Regions from separate parts of the Homo sapiens genome. Here region 2 is linked to region 1. The links are chromatin loops, found by intact Hi-C in ENCODE. Cell type or tissue: GM12878. All regions are shown on one strand. Links, peaks and the distances in the headings refer to the core of each region. The heading gives the core; the rest is flanking DNA. Region 1 has its middle 240 kb from the start of GRXCR1. Region 2 has its middle 140 kb from the start of LINC02475.

The links. A loop is a pair of places that touch in the nucleus more often than their neighbours do. Peaks named below come from ENCODE experiments on the same cell type or tissue, not always from the same donor. Only the 100,000 strongest peaks of a DNase experiment are listed, where the experiment ranks them.
Region 2: it touches region 1 in a loop (2.5-fold over the local background); 2 of 110 quality-filtered maps call a loop at or near these places.

The regions. Positions count from the first base shown.
Region 1 is chr4:43,126,483-43,135,852 of GRCh38, forward strand. No RefSeq gene overlaps it. Among named protein-coding and RNA genes, the nearest start is that of GRXCR1, 240 kb to the left of the region's middle. RefSeq lists an enhancer at 3,636-4,229. In GM12878, for the core only: a CTCF peak has its summit at 5,692 (motif pointing right); a DNase peak (open chromatin) is centred at 5,679.
Region 2 is chr4:43,876,928-43,886,297 of GRCh38, forward strand. No RefSeq gene overlaps it. Among named protein-coding and RNA genes, the nearest start is that of LINC02475, 140 kb to the right of the region's middle. In GM12878, for the core only: a CTCF peak has its summit at 5,760; no DNase peak of the experiment used is centred there.

The DNA of each region.
Region 1 (9,370 bases), core at 873-8,872:
TAGATACATGGAACATTTATGAGGCAGAATTGATGTGACTCAATGAATGATTAAATGTAGCTGAGTTGTGAGCAGAAGGAAGTTAGAAAATGACTTAGGATTTTTTAGCTAAGGAGACCCAGTTGTTCTAAAATATTTTAAAGAGGATGTTTCTAAATGAGTTTCCTTCACTTCAACACTAGAGAAACTCATTTAGAAACATCCTCTTTGAAGTGTTTCTAAAGCATTCAGTTAGAGATATTTAGAAGCCAGTTAGAACAAGAAGTTCTCTATGTATAAGGAGAATGGTTATGACTGGAGATTCAGCTTTATGAGTCATTTACTTAAATATGGATGTGGAAATCAGATCAATCTAGTAGAGTAGAGAGAAAGAAAAGACCAATTCCTAGGGTCCTTTAACATTTAAGGAGTGAGATGAAGATGATGATTTAGTAAGGGATACTGAGTCAATGTTTTTTTCTTCCAACAGCATTTCAAATTCTTGCTTTTTATGTATTCATTATTCCACTCAAATTGGACCTTTCTAAATATGCCCATATTTTCTAACTTACATGCTTCTGTTCATGATGTTCCCAGGAATGCTTTTTGTACATTTCTATTCAATGAATAGTGTGTTTTTTAATACTCGTTGAAAATACTTCCCTTGAAAGCCTTTTTGAACTTGCTCAAAAGTTTTCTCTTAGACTATGCATTCCTTGAGAGAAAAAGGAAGTATTCTTCAACATTACTCAGTGAATATAGCAAGTTTTCAATGAATATTTAATAATTTAATCTATGGTAGATTGCATTAATATCCCCAATTCTTCACTCCTCCTTGTATTCCTGCTCTTTGGCATGTAACTTGTAGTGCCCTCTCTGACACGGCGCTCATCCATGTGATTTTCTTCAGCCAATGTTAGGAAGAAGCAATGGTATGTGTAGTGCTCAAGATGTCTTGTCTGTTTCTGATTGCTCCTTTCTTCTGTCATCCTCTGAAGAGGGATATGCCTGGGGTTGCCTGCCAGTCTTAAGAAAAGGATGAAAAATTTTGAGTCATGCCAGGGAACTCAGCATAGATCAACTGAACCTGCAAAGCATGAGAAATAAACACTTATTATTGTATGCCATTGAAGTATCATGATTGTTTGCAATGATTTTATGGCAATTATCTTATTTTATTTTTGAATATAAATAAGTTCATCTAAAAGATATTTGATACATAATCTCCAAGACAAAAACAGGGCTAATTAAACAACATTCTTTAATATGGAGATTATCATCTCCTCCTTAATACTGCTTTAAAAATCTTTTTTCAATTTCTTTAAAAAAACTGCTTTATTGAGGTATAATTGTTATAAAAAAACTGTACACATTTCATGCATACAATTTGATGAGTTTAAGCATATGCATACACCCATGAAACCATCACCACAACCAAGATAATAAATATATCCATCACCTCTAAAAGTTGCCTTGTGTTCCTTTGTTTTCCTGTTTATTTGTTTGTGTTAAGATTTGCTCTCAACAAATTTTGAAGTGTAAAATACAATGTTGTTAATGATACATGCTATGTTGTACAGCAGATTTCTACAACTTATTCATCTTTCATAAGTGAAACTTTATACCATTGAACAATAACTGCACATTTTCTTCTCTCTTCAGTCCCTCACAACCACCATTTACTCTCTGAGCCTATGAGTTTGGCTATTTTAGATACATTATATAAATGAAATCATACAGTATTGCCCTGTGACTGGCTTATTTCACATAATATCATAATGTCTTCAAGGTTCATCAATATTTTCTGTCACATATGGTAGGATTTTTTTTCTTTTATAAGGCTGAATAATATTCCATTGTGTGTTTTCTTTATCCACTTATCTGTCAATGGACATTCTAAATTGTTTCTATATCTTGGTTATTGTTAATAATGCTGCAAAGAACATGAGAGTGCAGATGTCTCTTTGAGATTTTGCTTTCAGTTATTTTGGATATATACCCAGAAGTGGGATTGCTAGATCATATGGGAATTCTACATATAATTTTTTTGAGGAGCCTCTATACTGTTTTCCGAAAATATAGGGGAAAGCCTTCTTGACATTGATATTGGCAATGATTTCTTGGATATGACATCAAAGCACAGGCAACAGAAGCAAAAATAAACGTGATACAACATTAACCTAAAAAACTATACAGAAAAGGGAACAATAAACAGAATGAAGAGACAATCTATGGAATGAGAGAAAATATTTCTGTTTTTAAATTTTTTTGACTTTTAGTTTAGGTTTGAGGGTACATGTGAAGGTTTGTTAAGCAGGTAAATACGTGTTATGGGGGTGTGTTGCACATATTATTTCATTACCCAGGTATTAAGCCCAGTACCCAATAGTTATATTTTCTGCTCCTCTCCCTCTTCCCACCCTCATCTCTCAAACAGACCCCAGTGTCTGCTGTTTTCTTTTTTATATTCATAAGTTCTTACTATTTACTCCCCACTTACAAGTAAGAACATGTGGTATTTGGTTTTCTGTTCCTGTATTAGTTAGCCTTCGGCTCTGCCCATGTTCTTGCAAAAGACATGCTCTCAGTCTTTTTTATGGCTGAATAATATTCCATAGTGTATATGTACCGCATTTTTCTTTATTCAGTCTGTCATTGATGGACATTTAGGTTGATTCCACATCCTTTGCTATTGTGAATAAATAAGCACAGTTTTTAATTGTTGCCTTATACAGTTGCCTTTTAAAACATGGGATAAGAAAAGTGTTACAAACATAATAAATATGTTTATATTGTCTTTTTTTAAAATTATACTTTAAGTTTTGGGATACATGTGCAGAATGTGAAGGTTTGTTACATAGGTATACATGGAGCGAAAATATTTCTAAACAATGTATCTGATGAAAAGTTAATATTCAAAAAATGTAAGGAACTCCAGCTCAATTTCAAAAACAAAAAACAAACAAAAAACAAAAAGACCCCACAACCCAACAAATACCTTGATTAAAAATGGGCCAAATACGTGAATAAGTAATTCTCTAATAGAGACATACAAATGGCCAAAAGGTTTATGAAAGGTGCTCAACATCACTAATCATAAGGAAATGCAAATCAAAACTGCAATGAGATGTCACTTTGCACCTGCTAGGATGGTTATTGTAAACAACCACTACAAAAAAGATAAATACTAGTGGGAATGTGGAGGAAAGTGAACCTCTGTACACTGTTGGTGGGAATGTAAAATGGCTCAGCCACACTTTATGGAAAATAGTGTGGCAATGGTTTTAGTGCAATTATTTTATGGCAATACCTAATACAATTTCAAAATGAATTTCTTAAAAGTAAAGAAATAAAATAGAATCTCTGAAATTTAAGAAAAAAAAAATGAGTTACCCAATGGCAAAGGATAGAATCTCTTATAACACTAGGTGAATAGACTTTGACTAACCAACAAAAACTAACATATTCAATTGAGTGTTGCCTTTCAAAGCCCTCTTATTGTGAGGTTATTCAATTATTTTAATAAAGTAGCTATAGGTTAAGAATTTCTCTTTGTAGATTACTTTTAGAGATAGTTTATAAATCAGTAAAGAAAATCTAGATTTTTTACTTCTTTTTCACATCCAGTGAATTCAGAAAATAACACCCTTCTGATATAATAATTGGATGCTAACCAAGGCAGCCTTAATCCTCTTACCTTGACTAGACTTTGCACAGGTTTCTTCCTGACTGTAGGCACCTGACCTCCTTTTGCTTAGAGAATTTGTTTTAGAAAACTTGTAATTGTAAATCCTTTCTCTGTCCCTTTGAAATGTATGTAAATTATCCTCTAGCCTCTTGCCTGTTTTACAACGCAGAAATTACCTTTCTCGAAGACCTAGAATCTATCCCATTGAGATGTAGTCATCAAGAGGAACAGCTTCCCTATCTTCCAGTCTCTGTGGTAGGGTAAGACCTTCATAAACAAACACCTTGAGCCTAATCACATTGAGCAACCTCTCTGCTAATGTCCTCCAGCACTTTGCTGCTGGCGACCCCCCATGATTAAAAACCCACCCATCTTTTGTTTCAGTGGAATAGAATTCAATCTCTCTCCCCTTTTACAATAGTCTTGGGTAAAGTCTTCCTTGCCTGTCAAACTCTGTCTGGCGTAATTATTCTTTGAAAATGCAAAATAATGTAAAGCACTTTTTTTCAAAATAGATCAAATCCAGGTGGTATGCCTATTTTTTTTTATTATGGTAACCAAACTCAATATGAAAAGCAAAGTGGAAGTGATTTCATGTAAATTCTTATCTGAGAATCTTTTAAAAGTCAATTTCCCGGCCAGGTGCAGTGGCTCACGCCTGTAATCCCAGTGCTACGAGAGGCTGAGGTGGGTAGATCACCTGAGGTCAGAAGTTCGAAATCGGCCTGGCCAACATGGTGAAATCTGTCTCTACAAAAATAGAAAAATTAGCTAGGCATGATGGCAGGTGCCTGAAATGCCAGGTACTCCAGAGGCTGAGGAGGGAAGATCGCTTGAACCCAGAAGGCAGAGGTTGCAGTGAGCCGAGATTGTGCCGTTGCACTCCAGTCTGGGTGACAGAGTCAATTTCCCCTTGCTCTCATTTCTTCTGAACATTTTATGTTAGCCAATTCTTAACATATTGAATTGGCACTTTAAGATTTGAAGGCATATATTTTTCAGAGAATGTACTTTATTTTTCTTTCAATTCATCCTTTTAAATTTCACTAATGTGGAAGTAACATTCTTTCTCCATAAGGGCTTAAGTTGTTAAAAGATGAGACACAGGGATTTTCTTCTGTGTACCTCTAAACTTAAGGGATATTTTGCATTCCCTTTCAGTAGGATGTCACACAGCATTCCAGAGGCGAAGTACTTAGGGTAGCAATTACATTACTTTAATGGAATCACTTTTAAAGGTGCTATAATCAATCATCATTAACAACAACAAAAGTGACAAAAACTAACTTTGTTAACTAGGAGAGATTTTGAGCTCGAGATCCTTCCAACTAATTATATTTTGATAGATCATTTGGAACTAGCTTTAAATGTTTCCAGGAGTTTCTGAACAGTTGCCTTTTTAGAAGCCAGTTTTATTTTTAATAATATGAGAAAGGGACCAGAGATTTTTCTGGGAGTGAATTAATCAGGGTGAGGAAAGAAAATAGGGGTTAAAGAAAATTTGCTTTGTGAGATGGAAAGATACTCATGTACGGTGATGTTAACTTTTATTAAAGGCAAAAGAGAGAGCAGCCATTTCGTACAAACATACACAGACAACCAATGAAGGAGACTAAAGATAGGAATTTCCCATAACTAATGGGCCTCAAATATTTGTTCTTTGAACACAAGTGTAAGGCCTTCTGCATGGGTCACTAGGCTGGGCCCAGTACATTGATATTACTTTTTGAGTCGTAAATTAGAACATTTGTCCTGGCAATTATAAATCTATGCAAAGAATACAGTAATATAAACTACTTCATATATTCTGAAGCTGCTTTTAAAATATTTTGAGTGTGGTTGTGTAGGCTAAAGTATAGATACTCTATTAGGGCCTCATAAACAAAGGAGAAATGTTGGATGGGATGGAGAAAATTCAAGGATTGGGGAAAAATGTCAATGCTAAACAGTAAAATTATAACGAAACTACCTTGATAAGAAAACAAAAGTGCAAAACACTTTGCTAGCTTTTTCTACGGCAGCTTCAGCAGGTGGCGCTGGTGAGCTTCCAATAGGTAATAATGTGCATGGTAAAAGTTGAGTTTCATGGGTTATGCGGATGTACTGCTCTCCTCTCCAGGGCTCCAGGGATGAAAAAACGTGCAGTCCAATAAAGATCTGAAATACGTCATTCTTTTAGTATATATGTATTAAACAGATGCCTATGTAGGTATCAATTTATATTAGCAATTACAAACATATTCATGGCTTATTTCTAAAGAAAAGTGCCTGATAATAAAAAGATTTATTTGAAATTACTCAACATAAGTTTTAAAAAATGTCTAGTCCTGGCAGGGTGCGGTGGCTCACGCCTGCAATCCCAGCACTTTGGGAGGCCGAGGTGGGCGGATCACGGGGTCAGGAGTTAGAGACCAGCCTGACCAACATGGTGAAACCCCATCTCTACTAAAAATACAAAAATTAGCCGGATATGGTGGCTCGCGTCTGTAATCCCAGCTACTCAGGAGGCTGAGGCAGGATAATCACTTGAACCCACGAGGCGGAGGTTGCATTGAGCTGAGCTTGCGCCACTGCACTCTAGCCTGGGCAACAGAGCGAGACTCCGTCTCAAAAAAAAAAAAAGGAAAAAGAAAGTCTCGCCCTCAGTTTTCCTGAATTTCTCTCAAGTTCTATATGAGTACATCTGCCAAGGGCCACATTATTTTGTGAATGGATAATTGAGATAATTGGCAGTATGTTACAGAGCAGTGGCAGTTCTCCTTGAACTTAGACAAGATGCAAGTCACTTAAGGATGTTGTAAAATGTGGGTTTTAATTCAGTACATCTGAGTGGGACCTGAGATTCTGCATTCCTAACAAGCTCCCTGATGATGGCAATGCTGTAAATTTTCATATTACGCCGAGTAGCAAGGCTATAGGGGAATTTATATCAGATCTACCTTCCAGCCCTGGTAATCTTCCTTAACAAGTATGTGACCTTGATGAAGTCAGTTTATCTCTAATAATGAAATAGAAAAAATAAAGTAGTATCTCTTCTTTTTATTTATAGTAATCATTTTAGGGTCTTATAAAATGCTGAATTATCTACCAAAGGAAACATTCAGTTATATTTTGTAAATAGTTGGAAAACCAGTTGCATATATTGACTTTAACATATTAGAAAATGATTGACACATAAAAATTATTGGCTAAATGTGAAAAGTTTACTTATTTCAGATTTTAGTTTCTGTATTGACTTTTAACCTTAGAGAGATCCTTAAAACATAAGTGAATAGGAATGCAAGGTATATAAATGAGAGAATTGACAACAAGTCTAAAAACGGGGTGGAAATACTTCATTGAAAGAAAGAATGAGAAAAAATGCAAATTACTTAATTTTGTAATTATGATTTTAAAATAACATCCCAGAAAGAAATGAGAAAATAATTGTAAGTCATTTTTAATTGTGTGACTCAAATAATAAATTAATATCCCCATAGGGATGTAGTGATCAGCTAAAAGCGGCTTGCTGAGTGCCTACGAGCACCAGTGAGGTAGTGAAGCTATCCTGGGCTAACAAAGACGCTTATCCTTAAGTCACGTCTTCCTTATAGTTGATACCTGGTTTCCTGTTTGACTTGAGTAAAAATTTCCACCACACACTGTTTGTCCATATGTGTCTCAGCAGTAGAACAGTGACTAACAGCAGTTTTATTGGATTGGGCATTTGTTATCATTGTAATTAATGCCTGAATGTTCAGCAAGTGAGTCGTGTCAATAAATGGCATCTCAGACATGCAGGTAAATCGAAGAAGAATGCTTAGGCTTCTATATGGAAGTGCTGCAATCTTCAGTTATGTAAGTAATTTGTATCTCCTTTCTTAGTGCTTTGGAATCCCACTGCCTAAGGTCTTATTCCAGCTCTAAAGTTTAATGACTATGGCTTGGACAAGTTACTCAACTTCTCTGAAACTCAGTTTCTTCATCTGCAAAATGCAAGTATTATCAGAGCTTAACTTTCTAGGGTTGTTTAGGAAATTTTAAAAGAGATATAATACATGGGAACACAGTTTTGGTATTTGGTAACCTATCAACGCATGTTGGCTGCTAGTATTGCACTTGCCATTATTATTATCAGTAGTTGTTATTGCTGCATTGCAGAAATGGACTCTAGTTTATTTTCTGAACTTTTTGATTGTTGTTACTTTGTGATCATATTGATACTCAAATTCAACTATTAATTACGAACTATTAGTGCAGTTTAAGAGTTTCAGCCTTGTTTTAAAATCACATTTTTCCTATAGTCATTTTAGCCTTTGACGAAGATTTATTCTTCTTTTAAAATGAAGTCATGTTAACTAATTAATTACTGTAACTCTTTAGGTGATTCTGTAAATAGTTTTAATATTTTGGATAATTGTCATTAGTAATAATTTCCGCAGTTTTTCTTACAAAAGCAGTAATCATCTCTTGCATTTTTATGTTAACCTTAAAAAACTATGACAACCTGAAGTTTCTAAAGATGAATTCTCCTAAAGGTGAATCTAAATATTAAAATTCAATGGCATTTAGTGTGTTTCATACATACTATATTATTTGGTAGAGCTAACTTCCTTATGACCCAAAGTAATTTTGAGTTATAGCGTATGTAGGTAGGTAGATGCAATCTGATTTTCACAAATGAATAATTAGATTTGAAATTTAGTTCAGTTATTTTTCACAGCTACACAGCTTAAAAGCAGCAGAGAGAGATCTCAAGCCCAGGCCTCATTGTTCCAAATCCAGTACTGTTTTTAAAGCCACAAAGAGACTTTGACCTATAAGGTCTGGGAGTCAGCTTCAGGAGGATGTCGAGTTAAATCCATAAGTAGCATTTGAGATTATGTGGTTCCCAAGATGTCCTAAAGGAATTATCTGCCATTCTCACTCAAAGGCTTCATTTGACAGTACTTCCATCAGGAAACACTACGCTTTCCTGCTAAAACTGCCTATGGCTTTGGAATGCAGTACTATGGTTGTCACCACAAGCTCCAACTAAATGCTCAGTGGGATTATTGGCTCAGTGAGAGCCTAGCTTGGATCCTGACCTTACCTACTAAATGCACAAGATATTAAAACTGGAATCAACTTAATTCTCCCATTCAGCCAACAAGTATTTCCTGAGCTCCTAGTATACAAATTGATGCATAAGTTATAAAATCTAGTGAGTAAATAAGTAATTACAAGTTGTGTTAATCATAAATATGAAAGGTCAGTGGAGGGAGCAGGTTGTTGATATAGACTATGAATTGGAGGTGGAAAGGAAGCAGGGTGGTCTGAGAAGGGCTCTCAGTCTCCTTGCTTTACCGATTAGAAAACTGAAATCCTGACACATGAATTGCTGGTGAAGATCCCTTAGGTAAGTGACAGATGGACCAACACCAGAACCTATGTCCCTTCACTCCAACACTCAGGATTTTTACTTGATGTTTTGGAAATTAGTATTTTCAGATAGTCTAGTTGGTTTTAAAACTCAGCAACTATTTTTCTCAGATATATGTAGCACTATAAACATGTATATTAAAAAGAGAAAAGTAAACCTTTTCCCTGAGGAAAAGGCATTAAAAGTAAGTAAAATACTTAAGAATGCCATACTAAAGTGTATTTTTGTACCGTATTCATGTATATATTTCTTTTTCTATCTATCTATTATTTATCACCTATCTATCCATCTATCTACATCTA
Region 2 (9,370 bases), core at 820-8,819, 750 kb after region 1:
ACACCAATGAACATTCTAATCACGTTGCTCAAAACCAACGGCAAAGAAAAAACGTCTTTAGAACAGCCAAATATATAAGAATAACTTACTTACTGAAAAACAAAGAAAAGGACAACACAAGATTGCTATGAAAAAAAAATGTAGACCAGAGGATAGATATATCTAAAGTCTTAAAATCAACAACAAATCAACACAACATCAAGCAATAATTCTATACCCAGAGAAAATACCCTATAAATATGAGGTTTCAATGAACACTTTTTTATGCACATAAGAGTTGAAAGAGCTCAACACCAACAGATGTGCACTGCAAAAAAAATTTAAGTAAGTATTTAAGATAGAAAAATATGATATCAGATGGAAATCTGAGTGACACAAAGCAATAAAGAGCTCTAGAAATGGTATGTTAGTAAACATATATACTTTTTTTCTTTGTTAAAGCTCCATTAAAAACAGATTACAATACAATCTGAGGCTTATAATATATGCAAAAGCAATATATTGTCACAACAGGAGAAATGAAAAGTTACAGTTAGAAATTCTTATATGCTAATTGAAATGATATGGTATACATACCAGATGTATAGTCCGAATTCTTAAGTAGCCACTAAAATAACAACAAAAGCAAGAGCAACAAAAGAGTTATAGCTCACAAAGGAAATAAAGTGGAATCAACAACAAAGGAAATCATTTTTTAAAAATCCAAAGCATGAATAGAAAAAACAAAGAAAAGGGAAGAATGAATACACGAGACAAATAGAAAACAAATATGACAGTGGTAGATTTAAATCTAAAAATATTCAAAATATTAATAATCACATTAAAAGTAAGTGAACTAAATATATCAAGTGAAAGTTAGAGATTTACTGAATTTAAAAAGTAAGGAAAAATTCTATGGTTTCTAGCAAAAATAAAGTTAAAATTGAGATACAAATAGGCTAAAATGAAAAAGATAGGAAAGATAAATCATGCTAGCACCAATAAAAAAAAAAAAAAACTGAACTTCTAGCAGACTAAGAAAAAGAGAGGAGAGAAAATTCCTAATACCAGAAATGAAAGAGATGACGTCACTACAGATACTATGGACACAAAAAGAATAATAAAAGGACACTGTAAACAACTCTATGCCCACAAATTTAATAACCTGGATGAATGTACCAGTTTGTAGAAAGATGAAATTTGCTAAAACTCATATAAGGAGAAATAGATAATCCAAATAAGTCTATTATCTATTAAAATTGAATCAATAATTAATTTCCCTTCAAACAGAAATTACCAGGTTCTGATGGTTTCACTGGTAAACAATCAATCAAACATTTAAGGAAGAAACTACCAATTCTATACAATCTTTTTCAGAAGATAGAAACAGGAGTTTTACTTCTGAACTCATTCTGTGAGGCAAGAATTAATCTAATACTGAAACCAGAGAAAGACATTATAAGAAATGACAACTAAAGACTAATATCTATCATGAAACAGACACAAAAATCCTCAACTAAAGAAAATTGCAGGCCGGGTGCCGTGGCTCCTGCCCGTAATCCCAGCACTTTGTAATGACAATGCAGGCGGATCACCTGAGGTAAGGAGCTTGAGACCACCTTGGCCAACCTGGCAAAACCCTGTCTCCACTGAAAATACAAAAATTAGCTGGGCATGGTGGTGGCGGCTGTAATCCCAGCTACTCAGGAGGCTGAGGCAGGAGAATCGCTTGAATCCAGGAGGCAGATGTTGCAGCTAGCTAAGATCATTCCACTGCACTGCAGCCTGGGCCACAGAGCGAAACTCCATCTCAAAAAAAAAAAGCAAATTGAATCCAAAAACATATAAAAAGAATTATGTACCACAAACAATATTATTTATCTCAGGTATGCCAGGATAGTTGAACATTCAAAATTAATATAATCCATCACCAAAAATCAAAAGAAGAAAAAGTATATGATCATATCAATAGATGCATAAAAAGCACTTGACAAAAATCTAACACTTTTTTATGATTAAAAATTCAGAACATACAAGTTCCTCAACTTGACAAGGAGTATCTACAGAAAACCTGTAGGTAACATCCCATTTAATGGTGAGAAACTAGAAGCTTTCCAATAAAATCAAGAACAAAGAAAGGGTGTTTCTTCTCACTACTGCTTTTTAATGTCATACTGGAAGTCCTAACTAGTGCAGTAAGACAAGAAAAGGAAATACAAGTTGTACAGGTTGGGAAGAAATACATATAACTGTTCACAGATGACATAATCAGTTATGTAGAAAGTCCAAAAGAATTGACAAAAATCTCCTAGAATTAATAAATGATTATAGCAGAATTGCAAAATATAATGTAAATGTATGAAAGTGTATCACTTTTCTATATACCAACAATAAGCAAGAACAATTTGAAATTAAAAATACAATATCATTTACATTAGCACTTCCCAAAAATGAAATATTTACATATAATTCCAACAAATTGTATACAAATCTGATTTGTAGAAAATACAAATCTCTGATAAAAGAAATCAAAGAAAATCTAAATAAATGGAGAGATATTTCATATTCATGGATAGAAAGGTTCAATATTGTCAAAATGTCAGTTATAACTACTTAATCATTAGATTCAATCAAATCCCAGTCAAAATTCCAGAAAGTTATTGTGTGGATATTCACCAACTGAGTTGAAAAATTTATATGGAGAGGGAAAAGACCCAGAATATTCAATGCAGTTCTGAAAGAGAAAAACAGCCTGGACATTTGGGTTGGTTCCAAGTCTATTGTGAATAGTGTCCAACAATGATAGACTGGATTAAGAAAATGTGGCACATATACACCATGGAATACTATGCAGCCATAAGAAATGATGAGTTCATGTCCTTTGTAGGGACATGGATGAAGCTGGAAACCATCATTCTCAGTAAACTATCGCAAGGACAAAAAAACCAAACACCGAATGTTCTCACTCATGGGTGGGAATTGAACAATGAGAACACATGGACACAGGAAGGGGAACATCACACTCTGGGAACTGTTGTGGGGTGGGGGGAGGGGGAGGGATAGCATTAGGAGATATACCTAATGCTAAATGACGAGTTAATGGGTGCAGCACACCAGCATGGCACATGTATACATATATAACTAACCTGCACATTGTGCACAGGTACCCTAAAACTTAAAGTGTAATAATAATAAAATTAAATTAAAAAAAGAAAAGAAAAACAGCCTGGAGACTAATACTACCTGACTTCAAGTCTTACTATAAAACTACAGTAATCAAGACAGTTTTGAATTAGCTAAAGAACACACAAATAGATCAGTGTAACAGAATAAAGAACACTGAAATGGGCCCACATATAGTCAACTGATCTTTGACAGAGGAGCAAAGGCAATCCAATGAAAGAAAAGACAATTTTTTCAACAAATAGTGCTAGAATGACTAGCATGTTTGCAACATCCACATGCAAACAAATGAATCAAGACAGATTGAGAGAGGGAGAGATAGAAGGAAACGAGGGAGGAGAGGAAAGAAGGAAGAAAAGAAGGAAGGAAGAAAGGAAAGAAGGGAGGAAGGAGGAAGGAAAGGAAAGGGAAGGAAAGGAAAGGAAAGGAAAGGAAAGGAAAGGAAAGGAAAGGAAAGGAAAGGAAAGGAAAGGAAAGGAAAGGAAAGGAGGCAGGCAGAAAGGGAAGAAGGGAAGAACATATTTTTCCTGCCCTCTTAAATTAGATTTTCACATTTGAAATATCTACTTGATATTTTCATTTAAGGTAAGTTTTTAATCTCTTCCTACACATAAAACACATATGCACACACCGTTCCCACTCCAACCTCTAAGCCTGACCTTCAATTTTCCTATTCTTGTGGATTCTAATTTTCCCAGTCATCCAGTCTCTAGTTTTTCCAGCCTAAAAATGAGTCAATTTATATTTTTCTGTTTTTAAATCTTATATTAATTTATTAAAATTCTGATAACTTATATTTTTCCTTGCTTTGAATTCTTCTCTTGCATGTCTTTATACTGATATAGTCAACTTAGATTCTTTGTCACTCCTAATTAATGCACAAGGAGGCAGTGATTTCTCCACTTCCAATTGTGTCCTCCCAATCTGCTTTGCACCAGGTTCTATCTACATTCTAATTCTCAGTCTCTCATTTGAAAACTTGTGCTAACTTCTCATTTTCATTAGACTCTTGGGGTGGATATAAGTCCTCCACAATTTATCTTAATTTATTTTTCCAAAACTGCCTCCCAATACTTACCATCATAATCCCTTTATTTCAGCAGGCTGCTTTTCTTATTATTCAATATGCTATCTTAAATCCTGCCTCTAAGCCTAAGTTCACACCATTTGCCCCACTTTATTCCACTTCAGTCATGCAATTTCATTCACTGCTCAGTTTCAATCACAGCAGGATAAGCAATTTAAGAAGTGGAATTAAAATGAAATTCAAGTCTCTGGCCAATTTCAAATTATGGTCAAATCGCCCTTCCTATGTGATGATTTAAACTGAAAAATGTTCTTTTAGTTTAGGATTTTTTTTTAGTCCCAAAAGGAAGATTTTATTAGAGCCAAAGGCAGTTTATGTGTTTTAATAGTAATAAAATCCACATAGCTGTTACCTGGTTAACAGCTTCATAGATAATAGAATTTTGTAGGAATATTCAGAATTAAAATGATATTAAATTAAAGCACTATAGTTATTTCCTATTATCTGAGTAAGATATGGAATGTTCTGATGGAATTAAGTATTAGAGCTTATAATTTTAATTGAAGTATTTTCATGGATAATATTCAATCTGCTATTTCAGTATGAAAAAAGTTTGCATATTTGAGAATGATTGACATGCAAGTTTCTTCTACTCATTCAGTTGGATAAAAAATCGCTGCTCATTCACAACTAAAAAATAATCTTTCACTTAGATCTCACTTTGTCAAGTGATGCACATTCGTAAAAATGCTTCAGTACATTGAAGAGGTTAGCCACATGAGGTGATCTGTTAGAAAACGCTGAGAAATAACTTTTAAAATGGAGCACCTCACCTGTAATCACAGTAAACTTTTTCCTGGTAATTTTATTAATTTCAACATCTACTCTTGTCCAGATAGCAATGAAATATGTAGGACTGCTAGGAAGATTCCCTAAAATTTGTATTCATTATACAAAGTTAGATTGAACATGAGAAGTAATTAGTTCAGCATGCATTGAATGAAAATATATTAAAAATGAAAAGCATTTAAAAATGAAGATCTTTTAGTAATAAAGTGTATGTGGAATTTCATATTATTCATCAGAATATTTCCTGCCCAGGAGAGATTTATAGTTCCCTTCGCCATTAAAAAGATTTTTCTATAGAAAAGATGTACCCCTTTTCTATAGAAAAATTGTCTTGTTAAATTTGGGAGTGGCCATGTGACTTGCATTGGCTGAAAAAATGTTGGTAAGTAATATGTTTCAGTTTTATAAAGCTTTAAGAGCTTATGATTCACAACCTCCTTCTTTTCCTTCTGCCATGAGACTCCCAGATGAGAGCAGTTTCATCAACATCGAGTTGGAATGCAGATAACATGGGAAAGAACTGAAGCAGATCCTTAAAGGACTTAAAACATGAGAAAGAAACTCACTTTGTAGGACATTGAGATTTTTCAAGTTGTTTGTTACTACAACATAACCTAGACCAGGATTCCCCAACCCCAAGGCCAGGACCAGTACCAGTCCATTCTGTGTGTGGCTTGTTAGGAACTTGGCTGCACAGCATGGGCATTAGATTCTTGTAAGAGGGCGACCCCTGTTGTGAACTGCACATGTGAGGGATCTAGGTTGAGCATTCTTTATGAGAATCTAATGCCTAATGATCTGAGGTGGTAGTTTTATCCTGAAATTATCCTCCCAACCCCCCCACCACCCCATGGAAAAAGTGTTTTCCACAAAACTCATCCCTGGTGCCAAAAAGTCTGGGGACCACTGTCTTGGCCCTAACAAATAAAATCTGTCTTAATCATTTAATTATTTTTTAAAAACTAAAATATATTAATTAGTGGGATTTGTATCTAATTTACATATTATGCAGATACAAGAGTTGAATGATTTCACATTTTCAATTTTATTCCAATAATATTTGATAAAACCTTTATTCATTTAATTTTCCCATGGATAATATATGTATAAATATAAGATGATACACAATGAAAAGTCTTCCTCCTTTCCTGCTGGTTCCTTTCTTCATTCCTTCCTTTTAACCATGAAAATTGTTGTCATTAGATGCTTACATATCTTTTCAGAGTTTCCAGGGTGAACTCCGAGTATCTGAGACAGGTCTTAGTTAATTCAGAAAGTTTATTTTGTCAAGGTTGAGAACGTGAACCTGTGACACAGCCTCAGGAGGTCCTGACCACGTGTGCCCAAGGTAGTAGAGGCACAGCTTGGTTTTATACATTTTAGGGAGGCATGAGGAATAAACTTGTTTTGTTAGACACAGATTTTGGAGTTGTTCGTTAAAATATGTATAAGATATAAATTCATTCACTCTGGAAACGTAGGACAACTCAAGCAGGGAGGGGTCTTCCAGGTCACAGGTAGGTGAGAGACAAACAGTTGCATTCTTTTGAATTTTTTATTAGCCTATCCAGTGAGAGATGCGTTTATCTCAGTGAGCAGAGGGATGACTTTGTTTGTTTTTTTGTTTGTTTGTTTGTTTTTTTTGAGACGGAGTCTCGCTCTTTCACCCAGGCCAGAGTGCAGTGGCACGATCTCGGCTCACTGCAAGCTCCGCCTCTGGGGTTCATGCCATTCTCCTGCCTCAGCCTCCCGAGTAGCTGGGACTACAGGCGCCTGCCACCGCGCCCTGCTAATTTTTTGTATTTTTAGTAGAGACGGGGTTTCACCATGTTAACCAGCATGGTCTCGATCTCCTGACCTCGTGATCCGCCCCCCTCGGCCTTCCAAAGTGCTGGGATTACAGGTGTGAGCCACCGCGCCTGGCCAGAGGGGTGACTTTGAATAGAATGGGAGGTAGGTTTGCCCCAAGCAGTTCCTGGCTTGACTTTTCCCTTTAGCTTAGTGATTTTGGGGCCCCAAGATTTATTTTCCCTTCACACAAGTAACCTTTTCAAGTAAACCCAGATATCAATACTTATTTTTTCTCTATTTTTACACAAAAGGCAACACATTATATGATTTGTCCTGAACATAATTTTGTATTTACAATATATCTTGGAGGACTTTCCATATGGCTACTCATGATTTCATTAATTCACATTTCATTCGTATATGGATATAATCATAATTTATCACAGGCTTCTCTTTTTGATGGGCATTCAGGTAATTTTAGTCTTTGGCCACTATAAATAATGCTGTAACAAATAAACTTATTTCATTTTTCATATGTACAACCACATGTGAAGATTAAATTCCCAGAAGCAGAATTGCTTGGTCAAAAGTATGTGTGTGTTTGAAATTTAGTAGATATTGCCAAATATCTAATCACAGGAATTGTAGCAATTTATACTCCCATCAACAATGCATTAAAGTATCTGACTCTCCAACTGCCTTGCCAATAGAGTATGTTACCAAATTTAGGGATTTTTACAAATTTCATAGGTAAATAATAGCACCTCAGTGTAGCTTCAATTTGCATCATTCTAACCAAAATTGCGTATAACTACCAATAATGTAATTAATCCTTTTTATTCATTGGTACCCTAGACACCTGCTTGAATCAGGTTTGGCTCCAATTAATTTCTCCTTCCTTTCATTAGTTGTTATTTGGAATACCTCTCTGTGATTCTAATTTCTAATTTCCATTTCTACAGTATTTTATTTTCTTTGGCGTAGTGCTTTGTTGACTAACTAGAATATAAATACTTTTATAGAGGAGTAATTTACAACAAATCCGTTTTCCATAAAATAAAGTTAATAAATCCATTGGTATATTTTCTAATAAGGTTTCTAAACATGAAAAGCCTGAGTGTCAGAATTATACCTGGAATGAAGATGGAGAAAGGAATATAGAAAACATGCTTGATAGTACCAAGAGAAACCTCTGCCCCAGGAAAACTGTTAGTAGAACTGGGTCTATTTAATATTCAACCAACCTCATACTTAGTTCTATCTTGAATTGAAATCTGTCTCTTCTCTCTTTCTCCCTCCCTCCTTCTAATTGACAAAACAATGTCACTCACACAAAATGAGGAAACACAGAGACAATTAATTGGGAGCTTAGTTGAATGTAGCCTTTCCTGGGGAAACATATCTAGTGTAAGAACGGGAGAAAATGAAATGGCATTTATAATCAGTAGGTGTGGAACTGACTTTCTCTTTGTAAGTTGTACCATGGTTTTATTATCATGTGCTCAAAGATCCTAGTTTCTTATTCATTTGTCAATAATTCCTGACTGACAGTGTTAGAACACATAACAAACCAGTCCATTCTATTCTGCAAGAATAATTATTCATCAAATTGAATTATGAACAGAATTTTTTCTAAAGAAGCAGTCCTACATTTTCTGCATAGCTGTTACACAGTAAATATTTAGAGAATTGAAATCTCCCATGAGCAATGTTCTGACTTTTCCAGACCTTTTCTGATCTATACAAATATTTTACAATTTGATTTCACTAATGGTTTTTACAAATCAATAGGAAATCAGAAGAATTTTATTCCTTTTTTCAATGTTGAATTTTATCTGGATAGCAAAGATATTCTGTCACAGTAGGATTATTTTCATAATTAAATGAAAGTGAAAATATAAATCACTAGGAAAACTAAGGTGTTTTTAAAATCATTGTACTTTTGTGCTTTCTCATAGTACTTGGAATTAACATAAAAATACTCAGGGATAAAAAGAAAGTATTGTGAACAAATCACACAAAACAAAAAATGTTTTGTAACAGTCTTTATCCAAGTTTTCTTTCAAAACATTTTTGAAAACCTCTCTCATCTTAAAAATCATTTTGAGAATAATTCTAATTTATATGAAATTTAAAAGATTATTCCATAATAAAAAGTTCTTCTTAGATTTTGTTTACACTTAATTAAAAATACAACATTGCTTTGAATATTATGCTAAGATAATAGCATGATATTGTTTGGCTGTTGCGGCTGCAGTTTATTTGCTAACTGAATTTGAGTGTGATAAATCATAGTCAAAGATGGCAAAATTTATACTTAGGTTGCTTAAGGCTCTAAGATTAGTGAATTGAAGCAATTATACATTAACATATCTATTTCATACAAGTTTTAGAGCATTTGATTTTTAATAGAGTTTAGTTTTAGCACAGCTCTAGATTCATAGCAAAACTGAATAGAAAATACAGAGTTCTCATATATCCCCAGTCTCCACACATGCGTAGCTTCTCCCACTATCAGCATACCATACCAGAATCACATAT